Regions from separate parts of the Homo sapiens genome. Here regions 2 and 3 are each linked to region 1. A link is a contact called in ENCODE Hi-C data. All regions are on one chromosome and are shown on one strand. The core of a region is the stretch at or near the end of the contact, and the rest is flanking DNA. Distances in the headings are between cores, read along the strand shown.

What was found. Hi-C counts contacts between places; a loop is a spot of excess contacts on that map. Pooled maps may share reads with other maps.
Region 2: a map of CD8-positive, alpha-beta T cell shows a loop between it and region 1 (21-fold over the local background). The contact joins the promoter of DCAF6 here to the promoter of SUCO in region 1. A Hi-C loop is called at or near these places in 1 of 168 maps with a recorded cell type or tissue (CD8-positive, alpha-beta T cell), 2 of 37 single-sample maps with no recorded cell type and 14 of 50 pooled maps.
Region 3: a loop to region 1 is called in a map of naive thymus-derived CD4-positive, alpha-beta T cell, with 17 times the contacts of the local background. The contact joins the promoter of RCSD1 here to the promoter of SUCO in region 1. A Hi-C loop is called at or near these places in 1 of 168 maps with a recorded cell type or tissue (naive thymus-derived CD4-positive, alpha-beta T cell), 1 of 37 single-sample maps with no recorded cell type and 7 of 50 pooled maps.

The regions. Positions count from the first base shown.
Region 1 is chr1:172,531,251-172,534,612 of GRCh38, forward strand. SUCO (SUN domain containing ossification factor) reads left to right here and starts at 1,900. Exons shown (of 24, transcript NM_014283.5): 1 at 1,900-2,247. The coding sequence starts at 2,186. RefSeq lists enhancers at 1,099-1,208, 1,269-1,518, 2,129-2,288 and a silencer at 1,839-2,008.
Region 2 is chr1:167,935,267-167,938,529 of GRCh38, forward strand. DCAF6 (DDB1 and CUL4 associated factor 6) reads left to right here and starts at 1,417. Exons shown (of 22, transcript NM_001198956.2): 1 at 1,417-1,742. The coding sequence starts at 1,646. MPC2 (mitochondrial pyruvate carrier 2) reads right to left here and starts at 1,806. Exons shown (of 6, transcript NM_001143674.4): 1 at 1,673-1,806; 2 at 467-632. The coding sequence starts at 575. RefSeq lists enhancers at 433-542, 993-1,302 and silencers at 713-882, 1,483-1,552, 1,583-1,822.
Region 3 is chr1:167,628,324-167,631,726 of GRCh38, forward strand. RCSD1 (RCSD domain containing 1) reads left to right here and starts at 1,909. Exons shown (of 7, transcript NM_052862.4): 1 at 1,909-2,106. The coding sequence starts at 2,101. RefSeq lists enhancers at 1-47, 58-107, 2,626-2,695 and silencers at 1,766-1,845, 1,866-2,085.

The sequences.
Region 1 (3,362 bases), core at 650-3,149:
AAGCTAATAATTGGATGATAATTAGGTGAATGGAAAGCCTACCACGGGGGTATTAATAAAGCTCCAACTGCAGGAGAAGGAAGGAAGGAAGGGAGGAAGGCAGGCAGGCAGTCAAGGAAGGAATGAAAGAGAAAGAAAAAAGTAAAATTATTTGTACTTGCATGTTTCAAAAAATCATTGCAGGGACTTGGTGGAAAATAAGTGGATGGGTTTGTGAGTTTGGGATGAGAGGGTTAGGAGATGTAACTTGATAACTTCCTAGATTTGAGATAAGCACGTATTCTAATATAACTTCTTTGGCTGTGATGCACTGAGGATCAGCTGAGGGATACCTCAGCTGTTTCCTATCCTGAATAAAAGTTCCTGGAGTAAGAGGAAAAGAGTGTCCAACATGGTAAAGAATGTCAATTTATCCCTACCCTTTCATTGCCCCTACTTTCTTTTAAACTTGCATATTAATCATTTGATACTGTTTTTGGGTGAGATAAATACTTGCTTCCCGCAATAGGTGACAGATGAAAGGATTTTATTGTCATATACTAAGAGTGGCATCAGCAGATAAGTGGAACTGTACCTAATTACTGCCAGAAAAGGCAGTTCAGGGTGAACTCCTTTAAAACAAAAATTATCACCCTTTGTATAATTTCTCTAACATCAAATTGACTTATATCCAAGAATCACAGAGCGGATCAAATCATTCAGTTCTTTGGGACTATAATTAACATCCAATTCAACTTAGAAGGTTCATAAGGAAATTCCGCGGCTCAAAATTAGGCGTTAGGTGGGCATTTTACTGAGGGTTTTTTCCCTACGGCCACATGAACAATAAGTAACCCGTCCTTTAAACATTTTTCACACTAAACATTATGCCATGTTCCAAGGCACAGACCATTGCAGCCTCCGTCCCCTCAGCGGCGTAAACACTTGGAATGGGCATGCTGCCCCGTTACTTAGTATTGAGAAGTGGTCACTTTTTGCTCTTCTTAGGTGAGTGTAAGCGACTGCCTTCCCCACTTTAGGTGAACCCCAGGACTTGGAGCGTCTGTGGGTGCTCCTCTAATGGGGACAACTCCTCCCTTCCGACTCCATCGCAGAGAACCCAAAGTTCGAAACCAACAGAACGAAAAGCAACGAAGCACACTTAAAGTGAGGAACCCGGCAAGCGGCGAAATTCTTGCTGAAGAGAAGAAAAAGCGAAAGGTTTTCCGCTGCAACCAATCAGATGAGAGGATTCTTGGCACGCCCCTTTCTATCTACCAATCAACATCTAGCTCAATGGGGCAGTCCATTGCCACAGGGAAAGGGCTTGGTGCAGCTTCCCTCACAACACACACGTCATTCTAGGCCATTCCACGAACTGTGCTCAAAAGAGGAAAACAGTGCAACAGTTCCAAAGCTGATCAGTCTCGTGGTGAGCAGCGAAACTATAGACTTCTCTAACAAAACCATGGATTCTAGGAGGGACTGGGAAAGAGAAAAACGAATTCTGGAAGGCAAACTACAACTCCCAAAGGCCCTTGCGCGGACTCAGCGCGCGAGGGACGAAGGGCGGTCCACTGTAAGGGGAAATGCTGAGGATCACTGGGCTCCTCCCGGCTTTCTGAACGCAAGCCAGCAAGTGGGCGGGACCTGGGGCGGGCGGAGCGGCGAGAGCATCTGCTCCTGCGCTTTGTGGTCTCCTGCCTCCGGCTTCTCCGCCTGCGACGTCGAAGGGGGCGTGGCCTGCGCAGAGGCTGGTGGGGGTGCGGGCGCCGCGGGACTTGGGTGACGCGTCCCTTTCCAGCTCAGCGGTGTGTGAGGTGTCGCGGCCCCGCCGGCGATTGGCTGTTGAGAGGCGAGTACGCGGCGGCCGTTGGTCGCTGGCCTCACGGAGCAAGGCCCCCGGCGGGCGGGGAGGATATGGGGCGGCAGTGGCGGCTGCAGGAGGCGGGCGTGGACGAGCCGGTGGCTGCAGCGGCGGCGGTCCCCGGAGTCCTGTGAAGCGCCCCTGTCCGCGCCTCTGTGGGGCCCTCAGAGAGGGCTGCCAGGACGCGAGCCACTGAGGAGCCGCTCAGCCAGCGCCATAGCCCTTAGGACTATCGGTCACATTCTCGCGCTCCTGCTCCGGCTCCTCCATCTTGGCCTCGGCAGTGGCGGCTGCCGGGAGGATGTGCCGCCTTCTGGCAGGGGGAAGAAGGAGGAGAAGATGAAGAAGCACCGGCGGGCCTTGGCCCTGGTCTCCTGCCTCTTTCTGTGCTCTCTGGTCTGGTGAGTAGCCGCGACGACAAGGGAGTTCCCGTGAGGGGAGTAAATGGGAGGGAGCAGCCCAGGTCACACCCCCTGGTCATTTTGGCTTTTAGGGTCCGGGTTTCCAAGGCCCCCGTGGAAGGGACAAACCGATTACTTCTCGACTCTCCATCTGACTGGTCTGGTAGTGCTCTGTGCGGAGATTTTCATGGTGTATTTTGGAATTTACAGAGACTCAGTGGGAGAGAGAGAGGTGCCAAGGTAGAGGGAACCACCAAGTGCCTTTGTACTCAGTTCCTCTACCCCTTGGAGACGGTGCAGGGTTTGGGGTGGGTGTTCAGATTGATGGTAAGTAAGTTGCTCCGATTTGCCGCCAGTCTTTGCGTTCTTAGTGTGGTAAGGGGATAAAGCACGTCGGATGTGATGCGTTCCGGACGTGCGATTTTAAAACGTGAGTGGTCATGAAGGTAAGAGTAATGTATAAGCAGTAGTTCTCCTGGACATTTCTCGCACAGCGTTTGATCCCAAGTACACTCGGGCCGCTGTTTTTGGAAACTTGGGGGGCGTGTGTGTATGTGTGTTATGAAGCACTTTTTCAATTGGTTTGGTGGAGAGGGTGTCTTAGATGTAGTGTGTGTAGTAGTTTTTGGTAATGCCCCTTAGTGACGGGAAGGTAAATGCTGTATTTTCAAGGCGGGAAGAGTGCTTTGTCCCTAAAGCACTCCTTAAGTTTTACGGAGTTTCTGTTAATCCCAGGCACTTCTGGAGTTTTTTGAGGAGCAGAGAAAGCTTGTAAGTCGAGGGACTGCTGTCACCGTACTTGGAAAAGCCATTCTTTCCTCCCAGGGAATTTCTTCAAAGATGTGTGACAATTGATGACTGAAAAGATGCTTCTTCAGTCTAGGCGATTTGCTGTTTGTTATATTAAAATAGAAATTAAGTTTCCTGTTTTGCTTATTTCTGCAAAGCACCAACACTATTTTCATTTTTATGGATGCCTTATGGATTCCAGAAGCACTGAAATTGTAGAGTTGTTGCTCACATAAAATAATACATAAACAAGGGGAAGAGAAAACACTCGCCTGGCTGAGGGATTTTTATTGGAAGAATGATAGAAGTTTTTGAGAACAAAAACA
Region 2 (3,263 bases), core at 167-2,666, 4.6 Mb before region 1:
GCTCAGTCTGCAGGCCTCTGCCAGCAGCAGCTGAAGAAAGTGACCTTTACTCCAAACCCTACAGTGCGACAAACCACCCATCCAGCTCTGCCTAGAGTGGGTTAATATGCCACAATTCGAAAAGAGAAAGAGAATGAGTGTTTCATGGTGGCCCCAGACAGTTTGGTGGCCGCAGAAGTTGAGAAGGCTCAAATCTGGAGATCAGGTTTGGGTTGGAGTCGTGCGTAAGGGAGCGGATGTCACATAGGTGGGGAAGGGAGCTGACTTGAGATACGTTGGCTTAGGAAGAGATGTTGCAGGAGAGAGGGTGAAATGCACAGGCTAGGAGAGTAGACGGCTTCACTTGAAGGGAAGGGATTGGGGCTGTGGATGCCTCTAGAGGCAGTTGTCAGAGGGCCTCTAAAAGGTCCATTTTAGAGGAAGCGAGAAGGAAGGTCTCGATAAGGAGCCATTCAGGGTCCATTACCTGCTGGATGGTTGTACAACGGCCTCAATTTCTCGGGCAGCATCAGCTCCACTTTATCGAGGAGCCGGTGGTAGGTGGCCCGCAGGCCTCGGGCACCGGCGGCCGACATCGCCGCCGAGGGATCGTTGGCAGCCGGGTGGGAGCGTGGCTGTGTTCTCGTCCCTGGCTGACAACGAAGGGGAGCTAGTCACTTTTCCTGCCACGACGACTCGCGTCCGCCTCTCGCCTGGAGTACCCTTCCCGCGGCTTTCCCTGCCCGCTGTGAACCGAAAAGCTGCGGCCCGCGCCCCGCGAAGGTTGAGGGGGCGGAGGCTGCCGACTGCCAGCCCCCGGTCCGCCTCCGGCCCCCGGCAGGAGAGAGGGAGGAGCCATGGCAACAGGTGCCAAAATAATCACCTCACCAAGTCTGCGCTGCGCCCTGCTGGCAGCGCGCTTGCGCAGGCCGAGCTGCCCGCCATGATTGGCCCGCCCCGAGGCGCGGGCGGGGTCGAGCGGAAACCTCCTCCTTCTCCCCATGCCCTCGAGGCCATGTTGGAGAAGGGAAAGTGAAGCTGCGCTGGTTCTACTGCCCTTTCACTTTGATTAAGCAGGCCCGTAGTTAAAATGGGTTTTTGGGCCTTCAGTGCCTAAAGATGATGCCGCACAATTCTCTTGCTTCTTTTCACTGGAGACTCGTGAGCGAGAGACTACAGAATTGAGTAGCTTCTCTCTCTACTCGTCTTTTATCCCTAGCGACTTAAGGATCTGGTTAGAGTGGCCCGAATGCATTCTTCCAGGGTGAGGGCAGCCGCAGCACACACCAGCCTCAGTCCCCAGGGTGGTCGTCATCTCGCGAGAAAGGGTTGGCGGGGAGGGTATCCAGGACGAGGAGAGGGAGGAGTCGCCATCGCCTCCGCCTCCGCCTCCTCCTGTTGGAGGGGGGCTGAGGGAGGAGACTGTTGCTGATCTTTGGATGTTCTGGTTAGTCTAAGAAGGAGAGTATGAGGCGAGCTCCGGCCCGGGTGCGGCCGGGCTTCAGGGGCCCAGGCGCCGCTGCTGCCACCGCCATCTAACGCTGCGCCCTGGAGGCCCGGCGCGCGGATGGTGCCGGTGCGGCTCGGGTGTTGAAACGGGTGTCCCCTCCCCCTCCTCCCCTCCCCCACGCGGTGGTCTCCCCTCCCACCCGGCTCAGGCAGAGCCATGTCTCGGGGTGGCTCCTACCCACACCTGTTGTGGGACGTGAGGAAAAGGTCCCTCGGGCTGGAGGACCCGTCCCGGCTGCGGAGTCGCTACCTGGGTGAGCGGGGGCCCCGGGGCGGAGGCGCTGAGGTCGCCGCCTAGAGTGGGGGAGGGGGCACGCTGCCGGGTCTGTTGGAGGTGGGACGGCGTCTCGGTGGGGGCGCCCGGAGACTCTGGGGTGTTGGGTGGGGCCTTGGTTGCCGAATTCCGTGCCGGTGCCTCCCCCAGTCAAGCCCCCTGTGCATGCTGCCAGCCGCCGCCCTTGCTGGGTTTTTCTCGGAGGGCCGGGCCGTGGGCAGAAGGTACTGGCTTGTAAAGGTGTTGGGGTCGCTGATGGGTTGGGACTCGGGAGACTTGCGGAACCTCCAGGAGCTGCCGCGTTTAGAGCAAAAGTTAGCTCTTTTGCTCTTTTCCAGCGCGCTTTCCCCGCTCAGCCGAAGAACCTAAGTTGTTGCCCACCCTCTCCTTCAATCTCCAGAGGGTTTAGGTGTCGGCTGCGACGCGTTGACCACCCTCAGGGACTTCACGCTCCAGACAGAATCCGTGTAAACTGTTTTTGCGGCGCTGAGCCAAAACCTAAAAGTGATAGCTGAGCTCTCCCCACCCCCGCGCGCTCTCCCAGTTCCACTCTGCTCTTCAGTTCGTTTTGACCGCTTAAAGGTGGTGTAGGGTTTCACGTTCCTCTTCCCACCCCTGGAAAACACACTTGGCATTTACAGTTTCGTAGTTAAGCTTTCTAAAAACAACCTTCAGTACTTGGGGGAACAGTATTCCACTTTTTTCGTTTTGCATAACATTTTTTTTTTGAGGATTCTAGGTCACGCCCGAGTCAACTAAAAAGTTTGGTTTCTTAAAAATGGACGTACTTAGTAAAGGTCTTTTTTGTTTCTTCCTGTATACTCTTCATTACTCTTTCTTTCTATTTGGAGATACGGCAAACAACATCATAAAATTTTTTTCTTTCCAGTTTTGCCACTTGCTAGTTAAAAAGTGTTTGTTGCTCTCATTTGTTTTTGATTTCAAGTAAAGAGAAGAAAATGAAATCTCATTACAACCAACAGTTCTGGTTTGTAAATTATTTAAGAAAAGTTAGCATGCAATTTTTTAATTCTTTTTAGTGTCTCAAGTAAAATACGAATACATTTTGTTTATAAAAACTCAATAAAAATGAAGCAAAAATCCCTTTGATCCCTCCCATTCAATTTCACTCCGCCACCCTTAGAAATAATATTTTCTGTTTTCTGAATATTCTTCCAGACCTTTTTGTTTGCATTCTTACAAGTACATATGTACATGTACAAATGCTGGGGTGTGTGTGTGTTTGTGTGTGTATGAGAGAGACACCTGAGTGCATGGTGTCATATTGTAAACATTGTTTTCACTTCTCCACATTTTGGAGATCTTTCCATGGCAGTAAAAATAGATTGATTCTGTCTTTTAAATTATTACATAGTAGGTAACATTATGAAGTACCATAGGGTACTCAACCTTTCTTCTTTAAGTAGACGTTCGCCCTTACAGCATTTTAATGAACATCATTCTACAAGCTTCTGTGCATTTGTTGTAGGATAAGTACCTA
Region 3 (3,403 bases), core at 659-3,158, 4.9 Mb before region 1:
CATTCTGAGCACAAAGGAGGACTAGGTAGAGGGAGAAAGGAAAAGGCCCTGTGGAGCAGAGTTAGAAGACCTGATAGTAGACTATGCAGTCATCACTACGTCCTGCACCTTTAAAAAGAAAGGAAAGAAGCACGAGCAAAAGTGTGCCTTGCAGGTTACCAGTAAATACCCTTCCTTACTGCCGACTCTGCTCTCGAGTCTTCACCTGAGCAGCCATGTGGCTGGACTGGGAGGGGCCTCACTATTAATTCCTGGGAGTGAGGGCTCTTTTCACTGGGTCCCCGAGTGCCTGTCTCTAAATAAAAGAAATATCAGGCTCTTATTCATCTGAAGCTTGTACATGGGGCTAAGCATGATAAAAACAGCCACTTTTTGCAGAGTGCCTACTACATTGTATAGGTGAGGAAAATGAGAATCAGAGCAGTTAAGTGACTTGTCTAAAAAATACAACTAGAAAGTAGCAGAGCTGGAATTCAGCCCTCAATCTGTCTGTTCCTAAAACCAGGCGTCTTCCTCTATGCTTAGCTAAGCTAAAGAACTAGAAGCCACTCTGGCATTAGGGCTGCCAGTGTTTTAGAAAGTTGGGCCTTAGAAAGTTCTAGGACAGGAAGGAGGCCATATTTCTAAGACTGGTACCCAAAGCAGCAATCTAAGTGCCTGAAAGTGCAAAGATGGTGCCGGGATAACCAGAATCAGGGTAGTCTTTGTAGCAGGAGCAGACTCTCAGCCTTTTTTCTCTACTGTTTCTCCACATGTCTCTTCACAGTGCTCACCATCACCTGTCCCATTGCCCACCTCTGATGGGGCTCCCCTCCCCTGGTTGAGCTGGGGTTGGGCGGGTGAGAATGCTGTGGGATAACCCAGAGGCGTCATATACCCAGCCAATACCCTGGCACTCACAGGTCTCTCAAGGCATTTTCCTGTTTCTCTCTGCCGAAGGGTCTGAAGGGGGCCGGGATCCGGGTAGCAGGGAGTGACCCTGGTGCAGATTCCAGTCCCCGAATCCCTCCCATGCGGTCTCTGCTGCCCAGCCGGGATGGCCCTAAAGGAAGGTTGCTATGCTGGGCCCTATGGGAATCAGATGTTGAGCATCTTGCCCTTTGCTATATTTAACAGGAATGGAGACGAGGCCCTTTAGCAAGCAGCTTGTGGGAGCCAAAATTCCCACAAAACCGAATGCATCAGTCAAAGCAAGGTTTGAAGAAAAGATTTACCACTTCAGGGAGCTTGGAAAACTTTGCGTGGATTCCTGATTTTCCTCCTCCTCCTCCTCCTTCTACTCGTATACAGAAGATAGATGGATAGATGGATAGATAGTGGTTTCCTGGAAGGTGGAGAGGAAAAGAGGTGAGAAGGGAAAGGTGGTCCCGTCGGCGCCACGCTGAGCTCTGAAGCCTCGGTCAGAAGGGCTCCTCTTTTGGTAGAACACAAACGCCTTCCACCAGGGAGGGTCCTCGAACTCCACCCAAGAACTGCAGGGAAACCAGGTATGACAGTAATGCAATTTTAAAAAGAGGGAGAGGAAGAAGGAAAGCAGGAAGGATGGACACAAAAGAAGGAAATCGAAAAGAGAGGAAACAAAAAGAATTAAAGGACCACTCTAATTCTTGAAGGGACAGGAAAAAGAAAGAAGGCGCATTAAGGGAGGGAGACGTTGAGAAGGACTGAGACCGTGGCAAAGCCCAGGGTCCTGAGAAACTTCGCGAGACAGAGGGGCCCGGTGGCTGCCCATCCCCATGTTTGGGCACATGGAGTCGTGGCTCCCGCTCTTGAGTCCTGCCCTGGGAGGGACAGTATCTGTTTAGATTTGCGTCTAAATTTAAACCCTGATCGTCGGCCTCCCTCCCCGCTCCCCACCCTCCCCTCCCCTCCCCTTCCTCCCTCCCTCCCTCCTCCTCCTTCCTCGTTCTCTCGCGCAGGGCCCCCGCGGCCGGGGCAGTCCCGCAGCCGAGCGCAGCCGGGCGCGCGCCACCGCCCACTCGCCCTGTGCCCGCCGCAGCCCGAAACTGGCCACGGCCGGGAGCGGAGGGGACAGCGGGGATCGTGAGCTCCGGCCCGGGCGAGCGGGTGCGTCTGCCGCAGAGTCGGCACCTGAAGGACATGGAGGTAAAGGACCCCGGAGGGAGACGCGGGGCTGAGCGGTGAGCGGTGTATCGGGCGCCCCTTCCCCGGGCGGCTGCCCCTGCCCTGAGCATGGAGCACGCGGCTCATCGCTGCTGCCAACTAGAAGGGCAAATGCCTGCTGTTCCGACGCCTCCTTGACCAACTCCGAAGGATCGTCCCTGGTCCCACCTAGGACACCCGGGTTGGGAGGCTGGGGTTGGTAAGGAAAGATCTCAGAGGGAGAGAAAAGGGCTTTCCTAGAGGCCCGGGTATTTTGGCTAGGAACTTAAATGCTAAAAAAAAAAAAAAAAAAAAAAAAAAAAAAAAGTTAGGTGCAGCCAAGGTTTGTAAATGGGTAAACGTGTCAGCAAAAACTGCAAGAAGGCAGAAGCCCTTCAATCTGAAGAGATGGGTATTGAAAGAGAAACAGAACTGGCAACACGAGGCCAGCACGTCTTCGTGGGTCTGTGGGCTTCCCTTTTCGCTTTCGGAGTGGCATTTTAGAGAGTCCAGTTGTCTTCTTGCTTCTGAAGTCCTTCCTGTGTCTGTCGCATCTTCTTCCATAACTTTCTGAAAGCTCCCCTTACTGGTCAGTCGAATGACATTATTTCTGATAAAACTTAAGACTCCCTTGGACACCCTTGCCTCTGAAGCTGTGTGTATGGAGGTATGCTGGCCACATCTGCAGGCTTTGCCAGAGGGAGGCCCCGCACTTCTCTGCCTGCTGAGAGGAGGTCCGGGGACTTTCCTTGTTCTGTTCCAACCTCAGCAGAGGAGTGGTTGGGTGTATTCCCCACATCCCTCTCTTCTGCACATCTTGAGGCTTCCCTGTGTTTCCTCCTTGAAAATGAGACCTGATATGTAGCCCTAAGTCAATCTTAGTAGGACCTGGGGCTTTTGAGAAGATGCAAATGTTATATAGTTTTAAAGGTGATTCCCACTCATATTCAAAAGGAAACATGTGTTGCTCACTAGACTGTGGTCAGTGCAATCAGGATTCACAGTTAACTCCGCTATCTCTTCCCCGCTCCAGGCTCTGTGCCTGGGCCCTGGTGGTCTTTTTATTTTTTTCTTTTGAGACAGGGTCTCATTCTGTTACCCAGGCTGGAGTGCAGTGGCACAATCTCAGCTCACTGCAACCTCTGCCTCCCAGGCTCAAAGGATCCTCCCACCTCAGCCTCCCAAGTGGCTGGGACTACCAGTGTGTACCACCATGCCTGGCTAGTTTTAAAATTTTTTGTAGAGACAAGTTCTCACTATATTACCCATGCTGGTCTTGAACTCCTGGGCTCAAGTGATC